Regions from separate parts of the Homo sapiens genome. Here region 2 is linked to region 1. Evidence: chromatin loops called from intact Hi-C (ENCODE). Cell type or tissue: PC-3. All regions are shown on one strand. Each heading gives the region's core, and the rest is flanking DNA. Links, peaks and the distances in the headings are about the cores only. Region 1 has its middle 340 kb from the start of FGF13-AS1. Region 2 has its middle 400 kb from the start of FGF13-AS1.

What was found. Peaks named below come from ENCODE experiments on the same cell type or tissue, not always from the same donor. Only the 100,000 strongest peaks of a DNase experiment are listed, where the experiment ranks them.
Region 2: it touches region 1 in a loop (8-fold over the local background); 2 of 110 quality-filtered maps call a loop at or near these places.

The regions. Positions count from the first base shown.
Region 1 is chrX:139,049,917-139,055,310 of GRCh38, forward strand. It overlaps a transcript of FGF13 not described here. Among named protein-coding and RNA genes, the nearest start is that of FGF13-AS1, 340 kb to the left of the region's middle. In PC-3, for the core only: no CTCF peak of the experiment used is centred there; no DNase peak of the experiment used is centred there.
Region 2 is chrX:139,110,029-139,115,422 of GRCh38, forward strand. It overlaps a transcript of FGF13 not described here. Among named protein-coding and RNA genes, the nearest start is that of FGF13-AS1, 400 kb to the left of the region's middle. In PC-3, for the core only: no CTCF peak of the experiment used is centred there; DNase peaks (open chromatin) are centred at 2,633 and 3,813; H3K27ac peaks cover 1,932 bases.

The DNA.
Region 1 (5,394 bases), core at 312-5,311:
TCAATTAACATCTTCTTCCTAGATGTCAATGACAGTTTAAAACACTACATAGTAACATATATTCACCACATTTTACTTTTCTAGAACAGTCCCTCCCAAGTTATAGCTCAGACTCATGTCTGTCATTCACTGAGTAGGTGCATAACCAACTCTGTAGGAAGTGTGCTAGGTTCTAGCCATTCAAATTGAGTCAAAAGCCTGCTCTCAAGGCACTCTAATAGGGAAGAGACATATGTCAACAGATCAATGTGATACAATGAGATGAGGTGCAATAAAAAAAGAGGTATAGGATCCATGTCCTTCAAGTCTTCCCCCTTAGCCTCCATCTTGGATATGGTAATCAACTTTCTTTCTCCAGTCTTAATCAGGGGCTTCATCCAAGACAATAATCTATCTTCAAGACATTATCTTCTAAAATGCAATAACATACTAAGAAGAGTGGCTAATCATCTCTATATCCCCAACAGTGCCAAACGCAGAGCCTTGCTTTGAATCAGGAGGTGCTCTGTCTGCTTTGGATTGCATGAACACATAAATACAGCCAAATATCAAAAGCATTAAGGCCTACAGAGATAGAGTAAAAAGCAAAAATGAATGAATGAATAGGGAATAAAGAGGCTGATAAAAATGGATAAATGCACATAAAAGCATCACTAGTGCCACAAAGTTATCTCTCTCAAGTAAAATGACACTAACAGCACCACTTTCTCTCAAAGGGAGGCCACTATGTTTTAAAATAGAATGTGCTATATGCCTCCAGCTTATTTTCTTATAGATGTTGGGTGTATTCTGACAAAATCTAGATTTTGCTTTCATGCACGTGTTTTTTAGTCACTTGGAAATGTAATAGCTCAGAACAGCCATTTTTAGTCATAGTTAATTCAGATTGCCTGAAATAACACTATGCCTCAAATAAATCAGCCTTTACTATATGTGTATAAAAAATTGACCAATACTTCATACACACTCCTCCTCTCTGGTTCTTCCTCATGACATCTTTTATATAGGTGTGAGAAGCATTGCCTCAACTTCAAATTCTTCAGTCTGATTCGATAAACTTTCAACTGCCTGGCATAACTGGGGAATGGCATATATAGGTCAATGAAACATTCTAGTTACTGGAGACCCACCAAATATACTTAAAGCCTCACTAAATATACCACACACAGATAGAAATATACAATAGTAAAATGACAACTAAGCCAAATTTGATCTTTCTCTGATGATTCAGAAGCTCTTTTAAATTCAATAATCAAGGTGTAAGATGTCCTAGGTAGCATGGTAGGTCATTCATCACTGGGCATGTCTATTACCATCATCATTCCAGCCCTAGAACTGGCTAACATATCACAGACAGATAAGTTACAGAATGTCACAAACACCTACTTTGGTTATCCAGATATCACAGAACCTTAAAACCTGAAGAACCTTGATCAGGTTGTGTATCCTAAGTCAGGATCATTTAGCCTGGGAGTGCCCCATTTTACTCAGACCTTAGAACCTTTTATTCAAATGAAACCCCAAGAATAGCCCCTATATATAGACCAGTGGACAAAAGAACTACTTGGGTCATAGTTGGGGATTAAGGTCGCAGAGTCCCTCCTGCAGTGATCTCTGTGGCACCTCTGTGGAAGCCTATTACTACAGAACATAGTTTATAATTAATAGTTTTGACTAAACAAGTAGTTTTCAAATGAGGAAAGTAAGATCCACAACATTAAAGTGACTTGCTCAGGTCACCCTATAAAGCAGTGACTGATCTAGAACAAAAAGCCAAGTCTCCTGATTCCCAGTCAAAGGGCATTTTTCCACCCACTAGCAGTCTGCCTGTGCAGTTTCTCTTGTCCTATATTTGCCCTACAAAATATGAATTAGCACTGATATCTGAGAGTTCAAGGTTAAGCATTATGACGGATTTCAGCCATGTTCTAAAACTTCTTCTGAAAAAAATGATGTTTCTCTTATTTTAGGCCATCAATCCAACAATGGAATATCCCATATCCAGGAGTTGGTATAAATTACAAGTCTCTGAAGCTTTAGTTCTAACAATTACCAGTTTAGCAGAAGTTGCTTTATAGTTCATTCATCTGTTCATATCTTTATGTTATATATTGGTTTTTGTATGGAAACATTCTTTCCAACTTTGCCTTGTTTTAGTATCCTGGAACCTAGCACTGGTAATAATGGTTATTTATAAAAATCATAAGTTAAAAATAATAAAAATAGAATGTGACATGCTTTAATGTGAAAATTTTGTTTTCACACCACACACACACACACACACTCATTACACTAATATGAAGATATTTCAAAAAGTTAGTGGAAAAAATGGAAGTAAAAGATAAAAATAAAAAATATAAACTTTATTCCTCAATGTAAGCTCCATCAAGGTCAAGACAGTTTTGTAAGTGATGATCCCAGCCATTTAGTCCACCTCTAAAGAACTGAGCATCCTGGAAATTTAACCATGTCACTGCAGTCTTTTTTACATTATTAACTGGAGAAAAATGAGTGCCCTTTACAGATCTTTTTAAGATGAGGAAACAAAAAGAAGTCAGCAGCAGCCAAATAAGGACTTAAAGTAGATGCATAACAATTTCCCATTGAAACTCTTACAAAATTGCCCTTGTTTGATGAGATGAATGAGTGGGAGTATTGTTGTGGTGGAGAAGGACTCTCTGGTGAAGCTTTTCCAGGCATTTTTCTGCTAAAGCTGCGCCTTGCTTTCTCAAAACACTCCTGTCATAAGCAGATGTTATCATTCTTTGGCCCTCCATTCGAAAGTCAACAAGCAAAATGCCTTGAGCATGTCTTGACTGGCCTACTTTTGCTTTGACCGCTTCCACCTCTTAGTAGCCATTGCTTTTTGTTTGTTTTTGAAACACCAATTTTCTATATTTTATTTTATTTTTATTTATTTTCATGATTTTTATCTTTTGTTTTAATTTTTCCATAAGTTATTGGGGGTACAGGTGGTATTTGGTTACATGAGTAAGGTCTTCAGTGGTGATTTGTGAGATTTTGCTTGCACCCATCACACAAGCTGTATACACTGCACACTATTTGTAGTCTTTTATCCCTTGCCCCCCTCCCACCCTTCCCCCCAAGTCCCCAAAGTCCATTTTATCCTTCTTATGCTTTTGTGTCCTCATAGTTTAGCTCCCACATATTAGTGAGAACACACGATGTTTGGCTTCCCATTCCTGAGTTACTTTACTTAAGTCTCCAATCTCATCCAGGTCACTGCAAATGCCGTTAATTCATTCCTTTTTATGGCTGAGTAGTATTCCATCATAGATAGATATGTGTGTGTGTATATATCATATATCATTCCTCTGAGTACATATCCAGCAGTGGGATTGCTGGGTCAAACGGTAGTTCTACTTTTAGTTCTTTAAGGAATCTCCACACTGTTTTCCATAGTGGCTGTACTAGTTTACATTCCCACTAGCAGTGTAGAAGTGTTCCCTGATTGCTGCATCCATGCCAGCATCTACTGTTTTTTTTTTTTTTGGTTTTTATGGCCATTCTTGCAGGAGTAAGGAGGTATTGCATCGTGGTTTTGATTTGCATTTCCCTGATCATTAGTGATGTTGAGCATTTTTTCATGTTTGTTGGACATTTGTATATCTTCTTTTAAGAACTGTCTATTCATGTCTTTAGCCCACTTTTTGATGGGACTGTGTGGTTATTTTCTTACTGATTGGTTTGAGTTCCTTGTAGATTCTGGATATTAGTCCTTTGTCCGATGTACAGATTGTGAAGACTTTCTCTCACTCTGTGGGTTGTCTGTTTACTCTGTTGACTGTTCCTTTTGATGTCTAAAAAGCTCTTTAGTTTAAGTAAGTCCCAACTATTTATCTTTGTTTTTATTGCATTTGCTTTTGGGTTCTTGGTCATGAAATCCTTGCCTAAGCCAATGTCTGGAAGGGTTTTTCCAATGCTATCTTCTAGAATTTTTATAGTTTCAGGTCTTAGGTTTAAGTCCTTAATCCATTTTGAGTTGATTTTTGTATAAGGTGAGAGATGAGAATCCAGTTACATTCTCCTACATGTGGCCAGCCAATTATCCCAGCACCATTTGTTGAAAAGGGTGTCCTTTCCACACCTTATGTTTTTGTTTGCTTTTCAAAGATCAATTGGCTGAAGGTATTTGGGTTTATTTCTGGGTTCTCTGTTCTGTTCGATTGGTCTACGTGCCTTTTTTTTTTTTTTTTTTTTTTTTTGAGATGGAGTCTCGCTCTCGCCCAGTCTTGAGTGCAGTGGCGCGATCTCGGCTCACTGCAAACTCCGCCTCCCGGGTTCACGCCATTCTCCTGCCTCAGCCTCCCGAGTAGCTGGGACTACAGGCACCCACCACCATGCCCAGCTAATTTTTTTGTATTTTTAGTACAGACGGGGTTTCACCATGTTAGCCAGGATGTTCTCGATCTCCTGACCTCGTGATCCGCCCGCCTCAGCCTCCCAAAGTGCTGGGATTACAGGCGTGAGCCACCGCGCCCGGCTGGTCTACATGCCTATTTTTATACCAGTACCATGCTGTTTTGGTGACTATGGCCTTCTGGTATAGTTTGAAGTCAGGTAACCTGATGCCTCCAGATTTGTTCTATTTGCTTAGTCTTGTTTTGGCTATGTGTACTCTTTTTTTGGTCCCATATGAATTTTAGGATTGTTTATTTTCTAGTTCTGTGAAGAATGATGGTGGTATTTTAATGGGAATTGCATTAAATTTGTAGATTGCTTTTGGCAGTGTGGTCATTTAAACAATATTGATTCTACCCATTTATGAGAATGGGATGTGTTTCCATTTGTTTGTGTTGTCTATGATTTCTTTCAGCAGCATTTTGTAGTTTTCCTTGTAGTTTTCTTTCCAGCATTTTGTAGTCTTCCTTTGTAGTTTTCCTTCAAGGAGGTCTTTAACCTCCTTGGTTAGGTATATTCCTAAGTGTTGTGTTGTGTTGTGTTGTGTTGTGTTGTGTTGTGTTGTATTGTATTGTATTGTATTGTATTGTATTGTATTTTGCAGCTATTGTAAAAGGGGTTGAGTTCTTGATTTGATCCTCCGCTTGGTCGCTGTTGGTGTATAGAAGAGCTACTGATTTGTGTATGTTAATCTTGTATCCGGAAAGTTTGCTGAATTCTTTTATTAGTTCTAGGAGCTTTTTGGAGGAGTCTTTAGGGTTTTCGAGGTAAACAATCATATTGTCAGCAGTGACAGTCTGACTACCTCTTTACTAATTTGGATGCCCTTTATTTCTTTCTCTTGTCTGATTGCTCTGGCTAGGAATTCCAGTACTATGTAGAAGAGGAGTGGTGAGAGTGGGCATCCTTGTCTTGTTCCAGTTCTCAGAGGGAATGCTTTCAACTTTTCCCCATTCAGTATTATGTTGTAGT
Region 2 (5,394 bases), core at 150-5,149, 60 kb after region 1:
TTACTTAATTTCTCTGTGCCTCAGTTTCCTCATCTAAAAAATGGGAACAATTTTGTAGACCACTGCCTGGAACATAATAAGCTACATATATTTTTGTTTTTATGTAAATATATTTATATTTCAAATATTTATGTATTTTATATTCGTATACTATAAATAGATGTGTACATGCATCTTATGTACATATAATGTATATATAAATGTATATAAAATGTATATATATAAAACATAAAAAGATATATATATCTTTCATTTTTATATGCTGATATGGTTTGGCTGTGTCCCCACCCAAATGTCATCTTGAATTGTACTCCAATAATTCCCACGTGTACTCCAATAATTCCCACCGAGGGACCCGGTGGAAGATAATTGAATCACGGGGGCGGTTTCCCCTCATACTGCTCTTGTGGTAGTGAATAAGTCTCACGAGATCTGACGGTTTTATAAGCGGTTTCCACTTTGCTTCTCCCTCATTCTCTCTTGCTGCTGCCATGTAAGAAGTGCCTTTTGCCTTCTGCCATGATTGTGAGGCCTTCCCAGCCACGTGGAACTGTGAGTTCATTAAACCTATTTTTCTTCCCAGACCCGGGTATGTCTTTATCAGCAGCATGAAAATGGACTAATACATGTGCCTATATATTTTATAAACAAGAGTAAGGCAAAGATTATCTTCCCACGTCTCCAGCTGTTTAGCTTTTTACTCCTGGTAAGCAAAGTTGTGGAGACATGGAGTATTCACAGCAATATTTGAGCATCCAGTGACTTATTTTTGAGGTGTTGAGAGACAATTGCAGTAGCAGTGGTGGTGGCTTCTTCCCCTTGGACTGCGGCATCAGCTATGCGTCCTGAAATCTAGCGTTCCAGTGGTGGCTTCCCAACTCCCCACCTCTCTGCACGTAAAAGCAGCTGCAGCTCCCTTTGGAGGGCCAGTTTTGTGGTGGTGGTCTAGGTTTCATTCCTGGAGACACAGCCTAAAGCCCCCACTTCCACCCACCCCATAGATTTTGTAAGTACCTAATTAACAGCACTAAAATACCTATTTTAGCTTATGGTACCTACAGATGAATGTTGACTGCTACAGATGGCTAAGATCTCAAAAGGCAGAGATAGAGTGGAGGGAGAGTAAATGCATCCCAGCTGGTGGGAACAGCCAGATCAGGTATATGCAGCATACTTTCAGGCGACCATGAGGAGAAGCGGCCTCTGGCCAATCACAGCACGTCTGGCAAAGGTGTTCAATAGGAACTGATGCACCAAAATGAACTTCGTGATCATGTTATCAGACATGGAAGAGGACGGGATATAATTGCATACCACCCCGATGAGGCAAAGCTGGGAGATCCTCAGTAGCATCACAACTCCTAAGAGTTCTCTTTTAGAACTGGGGAAAGAAAATCTGGAGATATATAGTTATAGCAACATACTCTAAAGATGAAGATGTTTTAGCAGTAAGGATAAAGATAGAACCGAGGCTGCCTAATACTGAATAACTTTATTGCTTCTAAACAGAAATTTTTGATTAAAGCATATCAATATTAACTCTATTTTATAGGATTCCAGTATTTCTGCCAAGACAGTTCTGTTGCAGTGCCACAGAAAATGTCCCCAATGAAACTGTTTCAGTTTATGAATGCTATCTATTTCTAGAAAAAACACACGCTGCTGCTTCTCATAAACGGGGAAAGTTTACATAAGAGAAACAAAACATAACACCCAAAATGAACAGTACATTTAAAATAAAATGCTTCTGTACTGCCGGAAAATGAGCACAACGAATACCTAATATATTTTCCCTATTCTAAATTCCTTATACATGAAGCATTTTTTATTCCTTAGTTTTTGCCTAATAGATTAAAACTTAATCATTAAATTGCTGGATGAACAACCTCCTCCCCCAGCCTGGGCTGTTTCTATGTGGAAAAATAAAACATGTGGGTAGTGATGTGGCAGAAACATTGCAAAGTTTTATTCCATGACCATTTAGTAGTAGAAATGGTCATAAATTCTAAGACCAATAAAAACCAGGGCCATATTTATTTGATACCAAAAAGAAAATCAATCACTTTCCTATTTTACAAAGACAGAAAAAGCATAATCTTTAAAGTCAAACAAACATGGGATTGAGTCCTGGCTCCCACACTTACTATGTACATGATCCTGGGCAAGTCTCTCAATCTTTCTGAGTCCTTATTTCCTCATCCGTAAAATGGGGGTTATGATACACTTACTTCACAGGGCTGCTGTGAGATGAAATAAAATAGTATTTGTAAAACTCTTAGCACAGTGCCCAACATATAGTAGGCTCTCCATAATCATTAACCATCAAGTTACCCTGCTTTTTTTGTAATAACAACATTGAGATACCATTCATATACTATACAATTGACTCATTTAAAATATGCAATTCAATGATTTTTCATATTAAATAAAAAATCACAGCTGGGAAACCATCACCACAGTCTAACCTTAAGATATTATTGTCTCCCAGAAACAAAAGCTTGCACCCATTAGCAGTCCTTTTTAATCCCCATAAAATGTTGCCAAGACCTTAGGCCCTGGATCCAGTCACAACTGGGCTCAAATCCAAGCTCTACAACTTACTAGCTACATAACCCTTGGCAAGCTGCTTCGCTTTACCAGCTCTCAGTTTCTGCACTGTAAGAGGGAGATGATAATAATACCTGCCTTATAGGCCAGTTGTAAGAATCCAGTGACACAATGTATACACAGTACCGGCTAATGTCTGGCCCATAGGGAGCACCAGATAAATGGCAAGCATCTTCATTGCTATCCTCCTCTTCATACATTCTGCTTATTTTCCTCTTCCTTTTCTTTACCTGTGTTTCACATCATTCCATTAGAATGCATCTCCAGGACCTGGAACAGTGCCTCATACATAGTAAGCACAATATTTATTTAGTGAATTAATTACTTGATTATGTAGTGTGTGTGTGTGTGTGTGTGTGTGTGTGTGTGTGTGTGTGTGTGTGTTTTCATTTAGACCAGGTTCTATTCCAGAAAATAAAATTAAAGTGGCTTTTTGAGTAGTGCCAAGACACTAAGTCATGAAAACAAAAGGGTAAATGTTCACAACCAATGCCAACTGGAGGCTGTGTCTATCAACAGTGCTCCAAATTATCAAAATCCCTGTCTAGATTCAGCCACAGAGACCTCGTGGGATTCAGTCGCATTCAAGAGCTCCAGATCAACCCATCATCTGTCTCTCCACCACCCCTTCTCATATTCTTCAAGTGTATGTACCTACACCTGCCAGGTTCTCCAACAGCTCCAAGAAGGTTCTTACCAAAGGCTCACAAGGCTAGTAGACTGTGAAGCCATGACTTAAAAACAGGCCACCTGACACCAAAGCCTATGACCTCTTGGCTACAGCACATTCCCACCTTGCTAGAATTATTAATGTTTCTTCAGGAATTAAAAAGAAAAGTATACTCCCTCTTTGTGTATTCTGCAATGGTAGCAGGTAACACAAAGATAGAAAAACACTACTAAAAAATAATCATTCAATATTCAATCACAAATGTTGTTATTTCAAACCAGGTTGGGGGTGGATTATACTTGGCTTATCACTTAAAATACGTGGTTACATTTTAACAAATCACCTCTTTACCCTTTAGTAAAAGTCCGTTCACAATTCCTTATACATGATGAGAATACCTTTTAATTGTTGAATAAGTGGTAGCATGATAGAATAGAAAGAGCACTGGAGTGGGAGGCAGATGGTGAGGCCACTAAATGCTTGACTTGGCCAAGTGCCTGTTGCCACTCTGAATCTCTACTTCCTCTTCCGGAAAATGAGGAAGACTGAAACAAGGATGACTAAGCGCCCTTCTGGCTCCAATATTCTCAGATTCTGGCTCCAATATTCTCAGATTCTCCGGTGTCTCTAGGCAAAGCAAAAGTGACTTCGGATTCTCTTAACACCCACTTAATTTCAATAATTAATGTCTTTACAGCCTTCGATGGCAAGTCATCAAGTGACTTCATCATGAGCTACTCTGAGTAAAACAGAGAGCTCAGGTCTCCTTCTAAGGCCTCAGGGCCTGGTTAACCGGAAGCTGGCTTGCTAAAGGGAATGGGAAAATTCAAGCTCATGAAAAAATGCCCTTTGTTTAGAATGATTTGCCTTGGAGGATCTGAGTTATTTTGCCTTAAAGTAAGCAAGCTCCATTATGCAAAAAAGAGAACTGGTTCTGCTTCTGAAAATACAATTACCTAAAATCTAGATGTACAAAATACATGAATCAGGAGGCAACTGTTCAAACACACGGATAGACTCAAATCCTGGCTCTGACAAATAAACGCTAGGTGTGTAAACTAGGTAGGCCAGTTGTGTTCAACAATTGGACATTTACTGAGCATTGACTATATGCCAGGTTCCAGGTCAGGGGATAGGACTATCAAACTCAGTACAATCAGTAGCTGCCCATGAAGATCTCACTGGCTTGTGAGTGGAAGAAACACTTAAACAGGAAGCTTTCCTGGAGGAGATAACACATGGGCAAGGCATTGGACTTATCCAACTTCTCTGAGCCTGTTTCCTCATCTGTTCAACGAGGAAAAAAAAGTCTGCCTCATAGGACTGATATGAGAGTTCAATAAGGACATCAGTGAAGAAACTGAGCACAATAAAAATCCATAATGATAGTTAGTGCTCATGATGTTTTCTCAATATTATATAAATGATGACTTAACTAATCTATTTATTTTTATGTTAATTATTTCTTGTCTGTCTGCCTCACTAGAATGCTCTACATCAGGAAAGAGATCTTTATTTTGTTCTAAATATATATCCCCAAAACCTATAACAGTGCTTTACTTATACTAAATGCTTATTAGACAGTTCTGGAAGAAAGAAGAAACTATAGAAAACTTTGAGATTTTTAGAAATACCTAAAATACAATTTAAGATAAAAGTGTATGTATTATACAGATACATTTTCATGTTAAGTCTCTGAGCTCTCCCTTTCAATCATAAGTCCTTCTTTTATGAAAACCTGGGGTTGACAGGAGAAGTAAGGTAGTGGTATGTCAACCTGAAAACTCAACTGGAAGTCTCACAGCCATCTTAAAATTAATGTGTCCTAAATGGAACTCTTGCCGTTCCTCTAAACCCATTCCTCCCAGCCTTCCCCATCTCAGTAAATGTTACCATGCAGTCCTACTCTTTATATCCTTCCAGTCTGTTTCAAATCTGCTAGTTGATTATCCAACATCCATATCTGCCTTCTTTCTTACTAACAAAGCTCCCATTTTATTCAGTGTGACTACATATCTGGCTAACAGATAGCATGTCCTATCCTCTTTTCTAACTGATATGTAAAAGACAATCACTAGGTGAGGCTTCCAAGGATTGCTCTTCAAAAGGACTGAATT